Linked DNA regions of Homo sapiens: regions 1, 2, 3 and 4 are each linked to region 5. A link is a contact called in ENCODE Hi-C or POLR2A ChIA-PET data. All regions are on one chromosome and are shown on one strand. Each heading gives the region's core, a stretch centred on a gene start or an enhancer-like site at or near the end of the contact. The rest is flanking DNA. Distances are from core to core; before and after follow the strand shown.

Region 1 (2,700 bases), core at 39-2,538, 600 kb before region 5:
TCTCATTGTATTGGTGAGAATTCTCTTGGTTGCCAGGGAGAGTCAACCTAACCCAGCCTGAGTAAAACAGAGAATTGGTTCGTATAACTAACCATAAGAAGACGAATCTGGTCAGACTCAACTGATTCCGAGGCTTCTTGCAATGCTATCTTCTTTTCTGCTCCCTCCACCTCTCCCGAGATTAGCAACTCCAAGAAAAGGATTGGCTTGGTATCAACAGTTCCAGCAATAATTCTGTAGTTATTCTCACTAAGTCAGGTGCCCATCCTTAAAATGGCTACAGGCTTGGGTCAGTGGTCCATTCCTGAAGATGAGAGTGGGGTCTGCTCCATCAAACCACAGGACTGAGATTGGGTAGGGCCTGACTCCACGAAAGAAAATTGTGTTTCAGCTTCAAAAGAAGAAGGGATGGATGCAAGATGCCATAGCTAGCCTATGTGGGACCCTTGTGAGTTGGAAACAGGCACCCCCTCCAGGCTGATGCAGACCTATGCCCCCACTTCTTGGGGAGCAGATGGCACCTTTGACCTGCCTTCCTCTGGGCAGAAGAAAACCCACACCTAGGACAGATAGTTGAGTGAGCAGAACTAAAGGTGGATATTGACTCAATTGACTCCTTGGCAGGACAACATTGTGCTGTGTGACAGACACCTGAACACTGTAAGTGGTGGCACTGGTGGGCAGGAAAACCAACATATGTCCTCCACATCCACCCCCAACCATTCTAAAATAGATGCCTTACCCCAAGTTTTCTTGCCTGACGTGCTTAAACTGTGGCTTATTCATTAGAACGTGCACATCAGCCATTTTACAACTAAATGTTTGCTCAAACTTGGGTGTGTGATGTTAACCCATAGAGGGAGCACTGGGATGGAAAAGTCCAGACCTGGGGCCCAGGAGGCCTGGGATTGATTGCAGCTCTGTGTTTACTATGAGGGCATACTTGCTGTAGTCCTGAGGCTTTTTTAGATATCAGCTTCCTCATTTGTAGGATAAGGGGACCCTTCCCAAAATCCTTCCTTCCTACTCAAGGTCCAGATTAGAAGGAGGCCTGTGGTTTGGGGGTCTTTCTTTTCTCCCAGTTTCCCACTGTTTGTGCCAACAAGTATAATTCTACCTCCAGCCCCCTTCCCCCAGCTGGTCTCCTCAGAAGAAGTTGGTGAAGTTGGTGGTTTTACCGCATTTAGTCGGTTTTACCGCATTTAGTTGGTGGTTTTACCGCATTCACAACAAGAAGTTGTGAAGTTGCTGGTTTTACCGCATTTAGTCACATTTGATCACCTCCAGCTCCCCCTTCAGCAGGTTGTAATTTCCCTCCCAAAAGACATTGGTGATACACAAACCCCCTTTTGCCTGTTAGGCAAATTAGCACCCACTCACCAACCTGGGCCCCTGCAGAAGCTGGCTGGGGACAAACACAATGCATTTGAAAGACCTGAAAATGCAAAGCTCAGCAGTGGCTGACTTCTGTCCCGTGAGGGTCAGGCCCTCTCAGCCTGAGCAGAGGGAGGGCCATTAAACAGGGGCATCTGCAGCAGAGGAAGGGACCCTGCCCTGTAAACCCAACGTTTCCTGCTGCAGGGGGCCCCTGCCAGTGCTGAGAATAGACTTACAGGGAAGAAGTATTCTTCATCATCTTATATGCGGGCACTTAACAGCCTCTTTGCATTTGCCAACCACAAATTCTAGCGCCAAGCACAGAACCCCACACATATCCTATCTCCTCTGTTAGTCTATCAGAACCAAATTTCCTTTTAGGTCATTGTGCCTGGCCCCCGCCACTTTGGCCTGCAATAGTGAGGGCAGAGTGACTAGGTTCATCTCTGCCAGAGCTGCTGGGGGAGGGCTTGGGGACCATGTAAAATGTTCTTTGGGGTGAGTTAGTCTGCTTCTATCTTACCACTCACAGTCAAATTGGTCTTCCAAGGCCTAGAGACTCTGAGTGGGGTTAATCAATGCCTATGGGTGCCACTGGGTGCCACTAGTGGAATATTTTGGGGTCCAAACAACCAGTCATACACATAAAAAAGACCTGTTAATAATTTCTGCTTTATCATTCAGTGTCTTTGGGAGTTCAGAGCATACACAGGGAAATATAATAATGCTGATGCCTATATTTATAGAATACCATTCTGTCCTCATAGCGCTTTTATAGCGTGGATAGTTTAGTAGTTAAATGCTTGAAGTAAATCTTGACTCCTCCAAAGACTAAGAAAACTTCAGTACATTACTTAACATCCTGGAGCCTCTGTTTGCTTCTCTGTAAAATGCAAGATAATAACAGCCTTTACCTTTACAAGTCTGGGGAGAGTTAATTGCAGTGGTCTATGTTAAGCTCTCAACACATGGTCAGACATAGAATGATGGTTCAATACATGTTAGTGACTACTTTTTTTTTTTTTTTTTTTTTTTTGAGACAAAGTTTTGCTCTTGTTGCCCAGGCTGGAGTGCAGTGGCGCAATCTCAGCTCTCCAAAACCTCCACCTCCTGGGTTCAAGCGATTCTCCTGCCTCAGCCTCCCTAGTATCTGGGATTACAGGCGCCCACCACCATGCCCAGCTAATTTTTGTATTTTTAATAAGGACAGGGTTTTGCTATGTTGGCCAGGCTGGTCTTGAACTCCTGACCTCAGGTGATCTGCCCACCTCGGCCTCCCAAAGTGCTGGGATTATAGGCGTGAGCCACCACACCCAGCCATGA
Region 2 (2,700 bases), core at 85-2,584, 670 kb before region 5:
CTTCTGGCTTCTCCACTTACTAAGCTGCACATAACCTTAATGTTGATTTCATAATCTGTAAAATGGGATTACATGACCACCAACAGGAATGGTTTAAGTTTTAAATGAGTTTCTAATGTTCAAAGTCCTTAGAACAAAACTTGACCCACAGTTAAGACCGCAACAGAAGTTAGCTATCACCACCACCTCCAAGGGGGATCTAAATTCTACGATATACTGATTTGCTGATGTTTCAATGAGACCACTCATCTGGCTTGACACATTCCCTACTGTACACATGATACACAGAGAGCATTGACAAGGCCACTCTTAAACAGGGACAGTTTCCACATCCAGGTGAATCAAGAAGAGTAATAAGGTAAGGAAGAGAGAAAAAGCAGTGGCTGGATTCTCCACAGCTCCAAGCATCACACTGTTCTCTCATAAGGAGCTTCTACACAACCAAAACCCCAAACCTGCCCCCACCCCAATATTGAGTCACACTGCTCTTCCTTTGATGCTGTTGGTTCTATAAGCCTGAAGATTTTTATGCATTTTTGGATCCAACAGATGACTTCAGCTTGCCAAAAACAAACAAAAACAAAAACAAAAAAATGAACCCACTCCCGACTGGTATAACTCTTAAAATCCTTTATTATTTGTGATTTTTATTTTTGTGTGTGATGGGGGTAGGGCAAGAGATGAAGGCTGCTGACCTTTGTGAACCCTAAATCTATTTATAATACATATTGACTAAGACTCCCTCTATCCACTCCATGCTCTTGTCAGGGGATATTATAAAGGGCTCAGAATAAATTAAACACCATCCTGAAAGGCTACTTAACTAGAAGCAAGCATGGCCCAGAGATCAAGCACATGCATGTAAGAATTAGAGGAGCCTAAAGAACCAGGAAGTAGTTAAAAAGAAAAAAGGAAAAATAATATATGCATGATTTTTCCAAAGATATTTTCTTGACAAAGTATCTTTTAAATTATTCTAGAACCAAAATTCCAGGTGTAGCTAGCTAGGTAATAAGAAGGAGTGGAGGGAAGGGGGAGGAAGGGAAACATGTGGCATACCCATATCCTGACAATGCCAGGGTTTCTCTACAGAAATTCCGAAATAGCAGCAAACTCCTCAAGAACCCAGGCCAACAGAGCCAATCAATCCATGCTTATCAACTCACAAATTTGCTGAAGGCTTTCTCCTTTTATCTGCTTCTCTTTCAGACATCTCTTATTTATAGAAAGTAGTGAGCTAAGCCTGAGGGGAAAACCAAAGTCCCCATTTCTAACCGCTCTTCTAGACCCCTTTCCTTTCTCAGTTCCTCTTTCCTTTCTCCTTCTCTTATTAGCTCGACCTCAACCTTTTCCTTGGACTCCCTAAATCTGTAAACTTTCCCACTTCAGCACTTTTCCAGGAGAGGGGCAGGTATGGGGGCTCAGGCTACTGGTAAACCCCGTGCTTTGGGAGGTTGAGGCAGAAGGACTGCTTGAGACCAGGAGTTTGAGACTAGCCCAGGCAACACAGCAAGACCCCACCTCTCCAAAAAAATTTAGAAAACAGCTGGGTCTGGGTGTGGTGATTCACACCTGTAATCCCAGCACTTTGGGAGGCTGAGGCAGGAGGATCATCTGAGCTTAGGAGTTCCAGACCAGCCTGGGCAACATAGTGAGATCCTGTCTCTATTAAAAAAAAAAAAAAAGCTGGACTTTGTGGAGTGCACCTGTTGTCCCAGCTACTTAGGAGGCTGAGGTGGGAGGATCGCTTGACCCCAGGAGTTCAAGGCTGCAGTGAGCTATGATCACACCATTGCATTCCAGCCTAGGCAACAAAGCGAGGCCCTCTCTTTTTTTTTTTTTTTTGAGGCCCTGTCTCAAAATAATAATAATAATAATCCTCCATCTTATCAAAAATAAGAACTTATTTTCAAGAATCAAAGAAAAAAATAAAAAATACAAGACGGAGAAACTGCCCCTTCTGCAACTGCCACCCCCCTCTAGCTACAGCTTGTCAGAACCACTGGAGGGCTTTTATTTTTCACCCCAAATTTGCTAATCTCTCCTTCCATCCACCCTGTCCACTGAAAGTAAACCCCTGTTACTTATTGATGGACATTTTCCCTCTTCCTTAGGTGTGCTGGGACAGGCACAAGCCTGGAAATCACCAGACTAGAGTGTGAGACAAATCTGAGGAAAACACTGAAATCACATAAGGTTTAGATGAAATTGAACTATGATAAAAATTATAAACAAATTTACATCTTAGGTCATTAACGAACCTTTATATAATGTCTTGTTCAGTAGCTATGTAACGTTTATTTTATATTGAAAGCATCTATCACACTTTTGTATCTCCAGATGATCTAATTCAGTGCTATGCACACACAGACACCCATAAATGCTCAGTTTGTAATTTGAGTCAAATAAAATTTTTCAAGTCTTCTGTTCTGATGGTGACTCTAATGTTTTATTGCAAAAGTAACTTCTATCTATATGCATCAACTCCAACGCCTTTACCAGCAACTGCTTCGATTAGCACTGGTAAATATCCAAATAATGATCCCATTTTCTCATAGATTTAAATACCTAACTTTTTAATCACTAAGTATACTGTGTATCTTCTCAAAAATTAAACCTATATTTAAAATGTTATATTACATTTACATACAATATAGAAATTGATCTTTTTACACAATGGAAGATTAAAACACTGTATTT
Region 3 (2,700 bases), core at 70-2,569, 550 kb before region 5:
TTTGAAGAGGAGCTCAATTATAAGTAAATCTGTAAACTGTAAACCTCACTACAGCCCTATTTTCTGGATAAGGAAACAGTGGTTCAGAGAGATGATGTGACTTTTCAAAGGTCTCATATCTGGTTGATGGCAAAGTGCGGTGAGACCCTAGGCTTGCCTGGCTTTCCACAGTGGTCTTTTCCCAGTGTGAGAGATTATTTGGTTCCATTCTCTACCTCTCCTTGTATCCCACCCTTTACAGTTTTGTGTCCTGATTTTGCATTTGACCCTGTGACTTGGTTGGGCTAATGGAATGTTCGCTTGTGTGATGTCGCCAAAGGTTTGAAAAGTGCTTGTGCATTGGGTCTGCCTCTGCTGCACTACAGGTCTCGGAAGAGGAAGGGAGACACATAGAGCAGATATGCCCAAGCCCAACCAGCCCATATTACCAGCCGACTTCCAGCCAACCCACAAATCCCCAAGAATAAGTAATTATTGTTTTAAGGCAGTGAATTTTGGGGTGGTTGGTTACACAGCATTTTTGTGGAAATAGCTGATATACCATGTCATAGAAACTCCTGCCATCAAGATAAATTAACAGATGACTGATGATGGGGAGTAATAAAAAGGTCCAGCATCTGCCTGGCTGGAATTGCTAGATTTAGTAAATAAAAATACAGAACCCAGATCAATTTACATTTTAGATAAACATCAACTGATTTCTTAGCATAAGTATGTCTCATGTAATCTTTGGGAAGTACTTCAAAAATTATTGTTTCTTTGCATGACACATTTCACTGGGCATACTGTTTTTTATCTGGCAACCTCATTCTGACAGATTTGTAAGAGTCAAACTACACAGAAAGCACCTGTGCATAAAAGTGGGCCTGGGCTAGAAAAGATGAGATATTAAAACAAGTCATTTTCTCTGCTCTGCACTAGGCAGTAAATGTATTTATAGGGCAGGCTTAATTTAGGTCTCTCAGGTAGCTTCTTATAGAGGGACTGAGTCAGAGAAAACCTGCCTGAAACATAAGAATGGGCCGGTGACTGGGAGAAGTTCCTTTCAGCTTTATTATTCAACCACACTAAAATCAGGGATCCATCAGGGAGGCTCTGACTTGCCTGCTTTCAGCAGCCTGTGGCTCTATAGAGAGCATCCTTCTAAACAATCTGAAACCTACATCCCTTTAGCTTGGATCCAAGAAGTGTTTCCCCAGGCTATTGCGCCATCTGTCTCCCAGGTGCCTGCAAGGGAAATGTTCTGTGGGGGTTGGGGAGAGAAGGGCTGCAGCCCTGGGCTCTGGAAGCGACTAAGAACTGTTTGTCAAGAGGTCAGTCCTGCTCGCCAGTGGCCAGTGAAACCAAGAGGCTGGATGAAACCTGAGTAAACCAAACACTGCAAGAGGTCAGAATGCTCAAACAGCCACGATGTGGGAACTCAGTTTATCCTCTGCCTCATCCCTCTCTTTAACAGTTTCCGGCAAGCCACTGTTTCTGGCTTTGCACAGCCTAATTGGCCATTTTCATGAGTAGTCGCCAACACAATCCAGGAGGAAATTCCACGCTGTCAGCCAGCAGCACAGATTGTTGCAGGAAAAATGACATAACTCATCCTCTGGGCAAACTTGCAAATGATTACAAATTTCCCCATCTCTCCTCGACTCACACAGCTGGCTGGAGAAGGGTGTAAATTTTTCCATGGAGATAGGAGACTTTTCCTCCGTGTAATTTCTTGTGATCAAACAAATCTCTATGGCTATTAATTTGCTTTCATTTCTGGTTTCATTCCCCCTGACATTCAAATAGAACCTATGTAGACTCTGCTCGTGGACACTTCCCGGGACTCGGATACCAAGCGAGACTCCTATGATGGCCTTGGTACAATGTTAGGTTCCCAAAAGGGACGATGGCCAGCTAAAATTCTGCACCTCTAGATAAATGACACCATGAAAACCAAACAGGCACAATGTGGTCATTGGTGCAGATCAGCTTTGGCATAAACCACAGCTCGCTCATCTGAGGACCAAGGTTGACTAATTCTGCCCCTGACAGTACTCTGTTTTCTCCTGACCCAGGCTCTCACTCAGATGTTGCTTGTAGATTTCATAGACTCTTCCACTTGGATTCAACTGAGTGAATAATTATTGAGCCCCATACCATGCTCATCTTACCGAGTGAGGCTCCAGGGGAATACAATAATTAATAATGCACTGGATCTAGCTTCAGGAAGCTTGCTGTTTAGAAGGAAAGGAGATCTACAAATCGCTATTATGTGAGAAGAGACCGATAAAGGACTAGCATGGAAGTAGCGGCAGTTGGAGGAGGGATTTGGAGAGATGCTGCTTGGCAGCAGAGGCCTGGGGATGTCTCATGGAGGAGGCAACGTTTGAGCTGGACCATACAGGGCTTCAGTGATGGCCCCTGGGAGGCCAGGAAAATGTAGGCACCAGGACAAGCAAAGTTGTAGAGTGAGAATCACCCCAAAGAATAGGGCTTGTAGGGAGAGAGAAGTCAGGTTTTAGTGTGAGACGAGAAGCTGAGCCTCCACTTCCTTGGAGGAGAAATCAGACTTTGTGTTCCTAACAAAGTCCCAAGATGCTGAGGGATCTTCCTCCTATAGTGCACAGTTCAATGCTTGCATCTTCCCCTCTCCTTTACAAGGCCAGATTCTAAAATATTTTACCCTGGTGGCTTAAAGGATTAATCTAATGCATATCA
Region 4 (2,700 bases), core at 33-2,532, 700 kb before region 5:
CATGCCAGCTTTCAAGCTCCCTTTCTTTTACTTGTGAGAAAGTGGGGAGGAGGGAGGACAAGTATTTAGGACAAGTTTCTCAAAAATGAATAGCTTCAGTGCTGCAGGTCAGTTGTTCTTACACACGAGTGGTAAGAATAAGAGAAAGCATTACATTTTTTTCATAAATTTTAATTTACTCAATATAAAGGTTTGTCTTCCATTGTCATAAAGTTCCTGGCCGGGCGCAGTGGGTCACTCCTGTAATCCTAGCACTTTGGGAGGCCAAGGTGGGTGGATCATCTGAGGTCAGGAGTTCAAGACCAGCCTGACCAACATGGCGAAATCCTGTCTCTACAAAAAATACAAAAATCAGCTGGGCGTGGTGGTGCATGCCTGTAATCCCAGCTACTCGGGAGGCTGAGGCAGGAGAATTGCTTGAACCCAGGAGGCAGAGGTTGCAGTGAGCCGAGATCATGCCATTGCACTCCAGCCTGGATGACAGAGCGAGACTCCATCTCAAAAAACAAATAATAAACTTCTTCATATTTTGTGATTAAAAAGTATCCTCCCTTTTATAAAATGCTGACGACAGTAAACAATGACTTTTTTTCAATGTCCTTGCAAAACAAAATAAAATTAGTAGCCCTATGTCTGCCCTCTGCATTGAAATCCAGAATTTACACTGTAGGTAACAGCTTCTATAGCCCCAAGTGGTATCTGCCATAGAGCCTTCGCAGGGAAAGCGCCTGAGGTTTAACTAGCTCAGTACCTCTCAACTGTCCTCAGGCTCCCAGCCTCTTAAGAAAGACTAGCTAAGGTCAGCCAGGCCAATATGGTGAAACCCCATCTCCAATAAAAATACAAAAATTAGCCAGGCACGGTGGCATGAACCTGGGTGACAGAGGTTGAACCTGGGTGACAGAGGTTGCAGTGAGCCGAGATCGCACCACTGCACTCCAGCCTGGGCAACGGAGCGAGACTCTGTCTCAAAACAAAACAAACAAAAAAGACTAGCTAAGGTCATTGCTACCATCTCATAGCCTACTGGCACCTCTGTCACTCAGACTCATTCCTGAGGAGCACACGCTGGGAACCATTTCCATAAGCACAGAAGGTTCATAAAGAGGCAGAGCACAACAGCTCTTGGAGTTGCCCACAGACAGCTTCCAAACCACAAGCAAGTCCTATCTCACCAGGCTGACACCACACCAATGAGACAAATCCTTCACAAGTGGCAGGAGAAGTGAAACTTCTGTATGTCAGACTATTTCCTAAATAAATTCAGTGTAACGTGACTCGACAGGCATACATCTCCAGTCTGACAGGCAACCCAAAAGTGTATGTTTTGGAAAATAACATCTTAAAAGTACTGAATGTGTTCTTTATAAGGACTTCTCAGTTGTCTTGGTATTCCTTGCTACCTCAACTTCAATTCTTCCCACATGAAAATTTCTATTTTCACTCCTCTCTTCTTTCATTTCACAAAAATGTGTGCTTCTTTCTAAGATAAACATGTGGTCTTTACCTAATTCCTCTTTTACTTTAACAGTGAATAGAACACTTGGTTACAAAAAGTTCAAACTTTCCTATGCAGAAAGAAAAAAAAAACCACCAGACTCTAAAACATACTCCTGAACACCTCTACCCCTCCAGGCTGCTGGGCCAGCTTTCTCCTGCCCTTCAGTGCCAATTTCCTGATGCTTCTCCTAAATACACACAGATCCCTCTACATGTGATTCAGTCCTACTTTACCTCAACATTCCACAGTAAACTAGTCTCAAAAGTCACCAAAGACCTGCCAGGCTCAAAATTAAATGGCATTTCTCATTCTCTCTCTTTTTTTTTTTTTTTTTTAAGAGACAGCCTAGCTCTGTCACCCAGGCCGAGTGCAGTGTTGTGATCACAGCGCACTGCAACCTCAAAATCCGGGACTTAAGTGATCCTCCTGCCTCAGCTTGCCAAACTGCTAGGATTATTGAGGTGATCGGCTGCACTCAACTCCATTTTTTTCATCAGCCTTTTTGTCAAGGACTGATGAGCCCTGCCTTCTGGAAACATTCTTGATAATCATGACATTAATTTTCTGATTCCCCTCTAACCTCTGAACTCCCCTCTCACTTTTCTAAAGCGCTTTCTTTTCCTGCTAATCTGTCAGGGCCCAGAAACAAATCAACAGGAGTTCCCATTGGAGTGGTATGAAAAGAGAGATGCATTTCAGGGAAGGGTTTAGATACGTGAGGTCCATAGTGGCTTTACTAAGCATTAATGGGTGATGAAAGGGAGAAAGCAAAGTCACAATCCGATACAAATCTAGAAGAAAATCTTAGTTTGTTGATTTAACAGTTGTTGGTCCTTGGCAATGTACCAGGAAAATAATGCCTTACTACAAAGCAATGACTTCCAAACCATACTCCAGATGGGGAGAGAAGGCTAATGTTTTAAACGTCTGTCTTCCCTGAAATCTGTTTTAAGAAAGGGTTAACACTGCTTTTTAAAGCTTTAAAAGTACACTTAACAGTATGATATAAGAAACCACAGCTGGGCTCATGCCTGTAATCCCAGCATTTTGGGAGGCCAAGGTGGGTGGATCACAAGGTCAGGAGTTTGAGACCAGCCTGGCCAATATGGTGAAACCCTGTCTCTACTAAAAATACAAAAAAAATTAGCAAGGCATGGTGGTACCTGCCTGTAATCCCAGTTACTCGGGAGGCTGAGGCA
Region 5 (2,700 bases), core at 171-2,670:
ATTGAAGATCACATTCATTAACATGGCATTCAAGGTCCTCTAGAGTTTAATCCAAATCTAATTTTCTAGTCTGTTTAAAAGTTATGTTCCTTTTATGCGCCATCTTCTATGCACCACGTTGCAGATTGGATTCTATGGAAAGCAGACTCTGGGAAGAAGCGGGAGAGGGAACCAGGAGTGGGTACGATGAGATGTGAAGCTGCAGTGTGATCGCAGCAAAGTCCTCAGACAACCCATGGTGAGCTTTGAAGCATAAGTGGCCTTTCACAGCTATTCTGAACCTGGGCAGGATGGCTCACACCTGTGGGAGTTTTGGGAGACTGAGGTGGGAGGATCCCTGGAGGCCAGAAGTTTGAGGCCGGACTGGATGAGACCTCATCTCTACAAAAAAGTACAAAAAAGTTGGCTGGGTGTGGTGGCACTCACCTGTAGTCCAGCTATATGGGAAGCTGAGGCAGGATGATAGCTTGAACTTAGGAGCTGGAGGCTGTGATCTCACCACTGCACTACAGCCTGGGCAACAGAGCGAGACTCTGTCTTTAAAAAAAAAAAAAAAAGGCTGTCCAGTTCCTCTATACACACTCACAGCAACCAGTCACTGGATGGAGGCTCTTGCTGGGGAGGGACATGGTCTTGGGTGAGTAGCCCTGTGCTGCTGAGGGCAATTCCTGTGGAGGGCTGTTGTCAGGTGTGCTCCCAGTAGCTGTGGAACTAGATTGTTTAGTTCTGAAAGGGAAATCTGGGCTGCACACCACAGCATCCTCTAGAGACTCACATGACTCTGCCGTACTTGTAAAACAAGTGAGGCAACTCACTATGTCTATTGTCACATTAACTCCCCAGCCTCATATGTACTAGCCTGAGATTACACTTGTTGAAATCCAACCTGTCTTTTAAATATTATTTTGTCAAAATGGCATTATTGAAATACAGTTTACATACTGTACAGTTCACCCATTTACAGTGTATAATTCAGTGACTTTTAGTATATTCACAAATATGTGCAATCATCACCACAGTAAACTTTGGAACAGTTTCATCCCCTCAAAAGAAAACCCATACCCTGTAGGTCCCCCTTTCCCTTCAGCTCTAAGCAACCACAAATCTTTCTGTCTCTATTTCCCCATTCTGGACATTTCATATCAGAATCATATAGTAAGTGGTCTTTTGGGTCTGGCTTCTTTCATTTACCGTAATGTTTTCAAGGTCTATCCATGTTGTAGTGTTTATCAGCACTCCACTCCTTTTTATGGTCAGATAATATTTCGCTATGTGTCCGTACCACATTTGCTTATCTAAATTTGTCAGTCGACGGGTGGTTTGGACTATTTATACCTCTTGGCTATTGTGAATAACACTGCTTAACCTTTGTGTACAGGTGTTTGTATGCGCATTTGCTTTCATTTCTCTTGGGTATACACCTAGGAGTGGAATTGCTGAGTCATAAGATAAAGCTATGTTTAAATATGTGGGGAATTCCCAGATCTTTTTCCAGAGTTGCCGCTTCGAAAATGCCACTTTTCTATGAATTTGACAACTACCTGCCTGCCTCCTAAGTCCCCTCCTTTCATTGCAATTAAATGTTCTATTTCTATATTGCTTTAGCACTCTCTGTTACCCTTGTTTCATGCTCAGCCTTGTGATGTTGTTGCGGTGGACATCTGTTTTTTACATGCACCCATTCCCCTTCTTGAATGACATCCTCTTTTCTTAGTGAAAACATCCCTCCCATACTTTCAGTCTACTGGCCTGGCCAAGTAAGATGTTCTATCACTGTAGTCATGGAGAGTGAGTCGGGGGTGAGCATGTGACCCCAGTTAGGTTAAATTAGCGTCAGTTCTGGGACTTTTGTTGGAAAAAATGGGCAAGGACTCTATTTCCACACTAGTTCCTAAGCTGGTGATATGTATGCCTAGAACTATTGGTGACCTTCTTACCACCATAAGGTGAGAACTGCCTTGAGAGTGAAATTAATCAAAGAAAAGGAAAGCCCCAATATGGAATGAGACAGATTGCCTGTTGATTTTGTTTGACTCAGTCATACCTGACATCTACAACTAGAACATTCAGTTACCTCCAATAACTTCCCCACACATAAGTTCTTATGTAACTTCTGTCATTTGTAATGCTAAGAATCCCAGTCAATAGAGTGTTAATAGTGTATTCCTCCCTCCACTGGATTTGAAGCTTCTGAAGGTAGGGACCATGTCTTTCTCATTTGAGCGTGATGCTGGCACGTAGAAATTGCTAATAGACAGTTGCTGAGTAATTGAATGAATGAATGAATGAAGAATGAGTGTATATTTTGCTATGCTTGAAACCACATCCTATCATTTATGTCCAGCAATAGGGCTTTGCCTTCATTCAGAAAGAGACTGAGTTTTCCTGTGTGTGTGCATGCACATGTGTGTGCATGTGTGTGTATGTGTGTGTGTGTGTGTTTTCCTTTATGTTCAAGACTGAATTAAGCAATCTCACATGGGGAGTTGGGTACCTATCAAAGAACTTTAGTGCCTCTCTTTAAGGTCCTACTGTAGACCTCTCCTCACATGCTCTTGAGGAAAACTGAGCTACTTTTGTTTTCACAGAGCAATCAATGTAGCTTCATAAATAGGTTGTCTGTCACTTTATGTTGTTTATTTCTACATAATTGACTTTTGGGATATGGAAATGAAGATCTGGCTTTTTCATTACTTGAGA

The links. A loop is a pair of places that touch in the nucleus more often than their neighbours do. ChIA-PET counts read pairs that join two places held with the same protein, here RNA polymerase II (POLR2A). Pooled maps may share reads with other maps.
Region 1: a loop to region 5 is called in a map of GM12878, with 6 times the contacts of the local background. The contact joins two enhancer-like sites. A Hi-C loop is called at or near these places in 1 of 168 maps with a recorded cell type or tissue (GM12878), 18 of 37 single-sample maps with no recorded cell type and 5 of 50 pooled maps. POLR2A ChIA-PET finds 5 or more read pairs at or near these places in 2 of 52 experiments (BJ and WTC11).
Region 2: a map with no recorded cell type shows a loop between it and region 5 (12-fold over the local background). The contact joins two enhancer-like sites. A Hi-C loop is called at or near these places in 7 of 37 single-sample maps with no recorded cell type and 4 of 50 pooled maps.
Region 3: a map with no recorded cell type shows a loop between it and region 5 (2.0-fold over the local background). The contact joins two enhancer-like sites. A Hi-C loop is called at or near these places in 3 of 37 single-sample maps with no recorded cell type and 2 of 50 pooled maps.
Region 4: a loop to region 5 is called in a pooled map, with 2.8 times the contacts of the local background. The contact joins two enhancer-like sites. A Hi-C loop is called at or near these places in 3 of 37 single-sample maps with no recorded cell type and 2 of 50 pooled maps.

What each region holds. Positions count from the first base shown.
Region 1 is chr3:23,759,784-23,762,483 of GRCh38, reverse strand. No RefSeq gene overlaps it. Among named protein-coding and RNA genes, the nearest start is that of UBE2E1, 45 kb to the left of the region's middle. RefSeq lists enhancers at 964-1,083, 1,184-1,233, 818-1,454, 1,455-2,091, 2,604-2,700. Within about 2 kb of position 1,288, at least 4 of the 41 ENCODE cell types and tissues checked have a DNase peak (open chromatin) inside an H3K27ac peak, as active enhancers do; they include GM12878, where a contact is called at or near this core.
Region 2 is chr3:23,828,310-23,831,009 of GRCh38, reverse strand. All of the region lies in intron 3 of UBE2E1 (ubiquitin conjugating enzyme E2 E1), which reads right to left. Among named protein-coding and RNA genes, the nearest start is that of UBE2E1-AS1, 23 kb to the right of the region's middle. RefSeq lists enhancers at 42-251, 1,171-1,600. Within about 2 kb of position 1,334, at least 2 of the 41 ENCODE cell types and tissues checked have a DNase peak (open chromatin) inside an H3K27ac peak, as active enhancers do.
Region 3 is chr3:23,711,603-23,714,302 of GRCh38, reverse strand. No RefSeq gene overlaps it. Among named protein-coding and RNA genes, the nearest start is that of UBE2E1, 93 kb to the left of the region's middle. Within about 2 kb of position 1,319, at least 7 of the 41 ENCODE cell types and tissues checked have a DNase peak (open chromatin) inside an H3K27ac peak, as active enhancers do.
Region 4 is chr3:23,856,138-23,858,837 of GRCh38, reverse strand. The region is part of intron 3 of UBE2E1 (ubiquitin conjugating enzyme E2 E1); the gene reads right to left. Among named protein-coding and RNA genes, the nearest start is that of UBE2E1-AS1, 51 kb to the right of the region's middle. RefSeq lists an enhancer at 1,221-1,350. Within about 2 kb of position 1,282, at least 5 of the 41 ENCODE cell types and tissues checked have a DNase peak (open chromatin) inside an H3K27ac peak, as active enhancers do.
Region 5 is chr3:23,161,096-23,163,795 of GRCh38, reverse strand. No RefSeq gene overlaps it. Among named protein-coding and RNA genes, the nearest start is that of UBE2E2-DT, 41 kb to the left of the region's middle. RefSeq lists enhancers at 1,458-1,607, 1,718-1,977. Within about 2 kb of position 1,420, at least 3 of the 41 ENCODE cell types and tissues checked have a DNase peak (open chromatin) inside an H3K27ac peak, as active enhancers do; they include GM12878, where a contact is called at or near this core.